2 separate regions of the Homo sapiens genome follow, and region 2 is linked to region 1. A link is a contact called in ENCODE Hi-C or POLR2A ChIA-PET data. All regions are on one chromosome and are shown on one strand. The core of a region is the stretch at or near the end of the contact, and the rest is flanking DNA. Distances in the headings are between cores, read along the strand shown. Region 1 holds the start of LARS2-AS1 (LARS2 antisense RNA 1). Region 2 overlaps CDCP1 (CUB domain containing protein 1).

Region 1 (2,696 bases), core at 62-2,561:
GGCCGCCTGCTGACCGTGGAGAGCACAGCAAGCCCCTATCCACAGAGCTTTCTTCTCTGTTACTCTGATCATGCCAGAAACGGGGCTACTGGGAAAAGGAACAGGAAGGGAAGAGAAGCTTTACTTGGGTCCTGCTGTATTAGTAAACCCTCCTTCTGCGCCACTAACTGGCTGCTAGGAAATGGGAATGGTGATATTTCAAGAATGAGCCATGGCTAATACTTAGAAACTAGGCTAATTATGTGACATGATGGCCCTGGGCACAGAACAAGGAAGAAGAGGAAGGTAAACTTAGTCTGATTTAATGAAAAGTCCAATTTGGAGACCATTTTCAGAGATCTATGGCCTTCAAAGATCTGCAGCCTGGCAGGCCACTCTCGCACCAGGTCAGGGGAGTGGGCAGCAGGCTCTCTGGGGCTTCATGAATAGGTAAATGTCATCTGCAGCAAGAAGGTGGGGCTCTGATACATCCTGATATTCTTTGCTCATACTGTAATTAGCACATTCCTTGTATATAGTGATTTTTTTAAGAGCACTTAACATGGCCAATCAATCAATGTTCTGAATTTCCTTGTTTATCCTAATAATTAGCAACTCCCTTCCTTCCCTCCCTTCCTCCCTCTCCTCCCTCCCTACCTTTCCTCCCCTCTTTCCCTGCCTCCCTCCCTTCCTTCTTTCCTTCTTCCAAGTGGGACAAATGTGGCCTTCAATGCCCAGCAGCTATCAGTTGTTGCAATTTCTGAGTTAGTGCAGTCTAAACTAATGAAGAAATTGTGAAGATCTCCCCCCAGTTTTCATCACTGTGCTTACATATAGCTGTGCTTCAGTGCAAGCAAGCATGATCTACCTCCAGGGATGTACCGAAGGAGTAGGAAGAAAGCTGACTCAGAAATCCAGGGCCTTCTTCAAGGCAGAGGCCCTGCCTAATACTCCCGCGTTTGATGGTCCCTGAGTCAGAACGGTTTGTTAGTGGTTTAGAGTTGCAGATTTTCCACTCACTTATAAAGGCCCCTGCTGTGCACAGTCACTATGATGAATGAATAACTCAGTTGCATACGCAAGTCTGTTCCCAAGTACCATCTGTTGAGTGAATGAATGAGTGAACAAAAGGGAAACACATTACCCCAATTGTGAATCTGAATAATGAACTTGGCAATGTGATGTGATCTCTGCTCCAGCAGGCCTGGGTTCCAAGTCCAGCAGGGCCCTTGATGTCCTTTGTCCTTCATTCCTGTGCACCTTGCGCCTCCAAATCACATTTGGTACGTCTTTCTTGTAGTGCTGATGGTTATTTATGAGCATGTCCTGGGCTGCCTGTTCTTATTGTAAGCTCTCCAATTAATTGCCTAGTGCTGTGTACCCAATTATCATGTAAATACATGTTGAATGAATAAACAAGTGTGACTCATTCAGAGCTAAACTACGCATGAGAGTAGACATGGCCAGCTTCAGCCAAGAGTGAAAACCAGATTCCCAACTCCCTATAGCCCATTCCCTGGCTCCCTGGAAAAGTGGAGGGAAAACACTTGGGAATGAGCAGGATTCTAGGAGCTGGGAAGCGCCCCTTTCCCCACTGGGAAATTCCATGTGAGCACTCATCGGGGCATTCCCCTGCTCTCATTCTCTTGCTTCAGCTGCTTGGGATCTTTCAATGCACCCCTCCCTGCAAAAAGATGGTGGCACTAGCTGGAAAGTATAGCATCCAGTGCCCCACTTCACTCATTTCTTTCTTCCCTCCTCTCTTGCCTCCACTTTGTCCTACTCACATTATCCCCCACCCCTGCTGCTGGTAGGTTTATTCATCCACTGAAACAAGCTTGATTGAGTTCAAGGCAATTAACATTACTGAGCATCTGTTAGGAACTGGAGACTGAGAGTGGCCTTTAAGGATTTTCAAGGCCAGGAGCAGTGGCTCATGCCTGTAATCCCAGCATTTTGGGAGGCCGAGGCAGGAGGATTGCTTGAGCTCAGGAGTTCAAGACCAGCCTGGGCAACATAGTGAGACTTCATCTCTACCAAAAATACAAAAAATTAGCTGGGTGTGGTAGTGCGCGCCTGTGGTCCCAGCTGCTTGCAGGGGTAAGGTGGGAATATCACTTGAGCCCAGGAGACTGAGGCTGCAGTGAGCTGTGATTGTGCCACTGCACCCCAGCCTGGGTGACAGAACAAGACCCTGTCTCAAAAAAAAATCATCCTCCTACTCCTCACAGGAGAAAGACAGGCAAGCAGCTTACCTAAATACACAATAAAATGTAATAGCTGCTAGATACAATTACAGGCACTACACAGGATGCATCAGGAAGGAAAAAACAACTAATTCTAATTCTGACCAGGAGATACCTTCTCAGTGGAGATGGCATTTGAGTTGAGCCAGGAAGGAGGACTAGAGTTTTGATAACAGTTTGGGAAATGGCGTGAGTAAAGACGTGGAAGCACATGCAGGCAACATTTGAAAGAGCAGAGGGAGTGGCAGGGGACAGGGAGAAGTCCTGGATGGCTATGCGGAGGAATTTGGACTTGATTGGGAGGAGGAGCTCTTCAAATATGACTGCACTCTTTCTTTTCCTCCCTCACAGCTCTGAGAGTTGTCAGGCATTGGTTTGGTTCAGTGATCGTAAACAGGCTGGCTCCCCAAGGGCAGAGATTGCTTTGCCCAACATTATATCCCCAGTGCCTAGCTCAGTGCCAGGCACATA
Region 2 (2,696 bases), core at 122-2,621, 400 kb before region 1:
ACTATTGTGGTTTTACAGTTTATATTTCTTTTGAAAATTACTGTATAATAATCAGGTGGACTGTGGTGAGATACCTCATGTCCCAGCTAAAACAGAAGCCCAGTTTATTGATTCTGGGGGCAAGACAGACTGCCCGTTATGAGGAGGCTCTCTGTAATATCACACTTCATTCCACTTTCTATTTTGCATTTGCACCTCATTCATTAGTCATTTTACACATTTCTTTCCACACTTCTTTTGGTTGGATCTCAAAATAACCTGAGGAACCTGAGGGGTAGACACAGTTAATTTCCCTGCTGCCTACAGAATGTTTTCATATGTGGCTTCAGCAGGCAAAACAGGGTGGAAATGTGCAGCCCTTATCTCTCACAGATGGGTGTTTTAAATGTAAAATTACCTATTAACATTCATAAATCTATGGAAAGACAAGACAGATCTTTACTCAGTGAGGTCTGTGTGCTTTGACAAGTTGCCTTATCTCACCCTCACAACATGGGGGGAAGGAGGAATGACTATTGTTATTTTACAGCTGAGAAGGTTGCAAATTAACCGCTCAATGTTCCCTAATAAAGGGGCAGATCTGTGATCTGGACACAGTTTCCTGCCTTGAAAGAATCCCATAGTTTTTCTACAACATTGCAGATGCCTTCATATAAAAAACATTTGAGGCTGGGTGTGGTGGCTCACGCCTGTAATCCTGGCACTTTGGGAGGCTGAGGTGGGCAGATCACCTGAGGTCGATTGTTTGAGACCAGTCTGACCAACATGGAGAAACCCTGTCTCTACTGAAAATACAAAATTAGCTGGGCATGGTGGGCTTGTAATCCCAGCTACTTGAGAAGCTGAGACAGGAGAATCGCTTGAACCCAGGAGGCGGAGGTTGCGGTGAGCCAAGATCGTGCCATTGCACTCCAGCCTGGGCAACAAGAGCAAAACTCTGTCTCAAAAAACAAACAAACAAAACATTTGAGCCTGATGTTTAACCCCCACCTGCCACCAAAAGAAAACCCTTCACTATTTAATAGTTATTGACACTGTTGTAAAAGCCACACTGGGGACCTTTGAAGGGATTGGGTTACTGACTGATGTTTCATAAAGGCCCCTAATCATTTTTGTGGTATCTATAGATAGACAATTTTTTTTGGAAATGGACTCAATGGGAGTAAGTCAAAGGCCATAATACCTATCAGCTCAGCAGGACAAATTTAAGACTCATGGAACACAAGTTACCCAACAAAAACAAAAAACAAGAAGCAAAAACAAATCCAATAATTATTTAAGGTTCCAGGTGGCTTCTGGAGGTTGTAAAAGCCAAAAAAGGAGCAATGTATCTGCTTCCACAACCAGCATTCACCCAGAGTGGTTAACAAAGCGTCCTGTGTAACACACTGGAAATGCACATCTGCTTGTCGTATGTGACTCATGATCACCCAGAAGCCCATGGGTTTTGAAGATAATAGTTTGTTTGGTATTTTCAGGAAAGCAAACAGATTTTCCAAAAGCTAGAAGAGGATGCATAAAGCAGTAGGCTAGTAGGCTAGAAGGCTCTCCCTAAAGCCTTATAGATGGGTAGATATATAGATGGGTAGAATATAATATAGATGGGTAGAATACTGTACCATTAACTCACATAATCATTATCAGCAGGGCCACTTGAACCTTTAGAAATTATACAAAGAGAGAAACAGGCTGCCTGGTGAAAGTGGTAATAACATCAGGCATGACATGGTAATCTTGTGATATCAAAAAAGAAAGGAGAGGGTGCATTGTGGAGCACTTAAAAACAAGATTTGTGTGGTAGAGGTGAACATGAACTGAGCTCTCAGACACCCGTGGTTTGCACACTGTGGGCAGCTGAAGCTATCACTGCTTACAGATGTGGTCACGGATGGCCACATCAGTTATTCCTCAGTTCCTGGGTAATTGTACATGACTCAAAACACAGGATGTTTGTGGTCAAGCCATGGAAAAATACTCCCTACAGGAGTTCTCTGGGTCTAGTTTGAACCTACCTGATGTTTCTCAGCAAAGTAGAGAGGACTGATGGTAGATATTTTTATCTTGTTTTTTGGACAATTAGGTTCAAGGTAACACCTGTCTGTTTTTTTGTAGCCTGGGCCCACTGTGCTCAGGTCCTGCTGTAGATAATGAGGGGTTTGGGCTGGCTGGTGCCTCTCACAGCTTTCTCCACCCCTGCTGAGGCTCTGGCTTTCTATGGTTGCACTTTGGTTTGAGAAGGTCTCCAGGCTCTGCCTTTGCTCTTATTTCTGATGCCCTTCTCCTTGTCTGCCCCACCACCAAGCAGCTGCTCTCATGGGTGCCCCACTTCACTGTATCTGCCTTGCCCCTTCAGATGGGCTGTGGGTTCTTATGGTGCAACTGGCTCTTGAGCCACTTTGGAAAAGATGCTGACTCCTGAGATTGGTGCAACACGGATTTATGGAGGGCCTGGAATGTGTCGGAAGCTGTGGTGGGAATAGAAAGAGCAATAAGACAAGATTCCTGACTGGGAGGAGTTTAGTAAGATGCAGACGTGGAGACAGATAAATCCATGTTGTGTGAAGAATGCAAACCACCCACAAGTGCACTCCTGGGGTAGTGGCTTTGGTCTGGGTAGTTGTTCCCCTGCTTCTGGGGACAAAGGAAGGTCAAGTTAGGGCAAAGCCTGGGTTGGACTCAGAGAGGTGCAGCAGTGA

The links. Hi-C counts contacts between places; a loop is a spot of excess contacts on that map. ChIA-PET counts read pairs that join two places held with the same protein, here RNA polymerase II (POLR2A). Pooled maps may share reads with other maps.
Region 2: a loop to region 1 is called in a pooled map, with 5 times the contacts of the local background. The contact joins the enhancer-like site here to the promoter of LARS2-AS1 in region 1. A Hi-C loop is called at or near these places in 1 of 168 maps with a recorded cell type or tissue (PC-3) and 5 of 50 pooled maps. POLR2A ChIA-PET finds 5 or more read pairs at or near these places in 1 of 52 experiments (activated B cell).

The regions. Positions count from the first base shown.
Region 1 is chr3:45,508,234-45,510,929 of GRCh38, forward strand. It overlaps LARS2-AS1 (LARS2 antisense RNA 1), which reads right to left and starts at 1,312. Exons shown (of 4, transcript NR_048543.1): 1 at 1,124-1,312. All of the region lies in intron 15 of LARS2 (leucyl-tRNA synthetase 2, mitochondrial), which reads left to right. RefSeq lists an enhancer at 1-557 and a silencer at 1,384-1,678.
Region 2 is chr3:45,104,105-45,106,800 of GRCh38, forward strand. All of the region lies in intron 4 of CDCP1 (CUB domain containing protein 1), which reads right to left. Among named protein-coding and RNA genes, the nearest start is that of CDCP1, 41 kb to the right of the region's middle. Within about 2 kb of position 1,372, at least 4 of the 41 ENCODE cell types and tissues checked have a DNase peak (open chromatin) inside an H3K27ac peak, as active enhancers do; they include PC-3, where a contact is called at or near this core.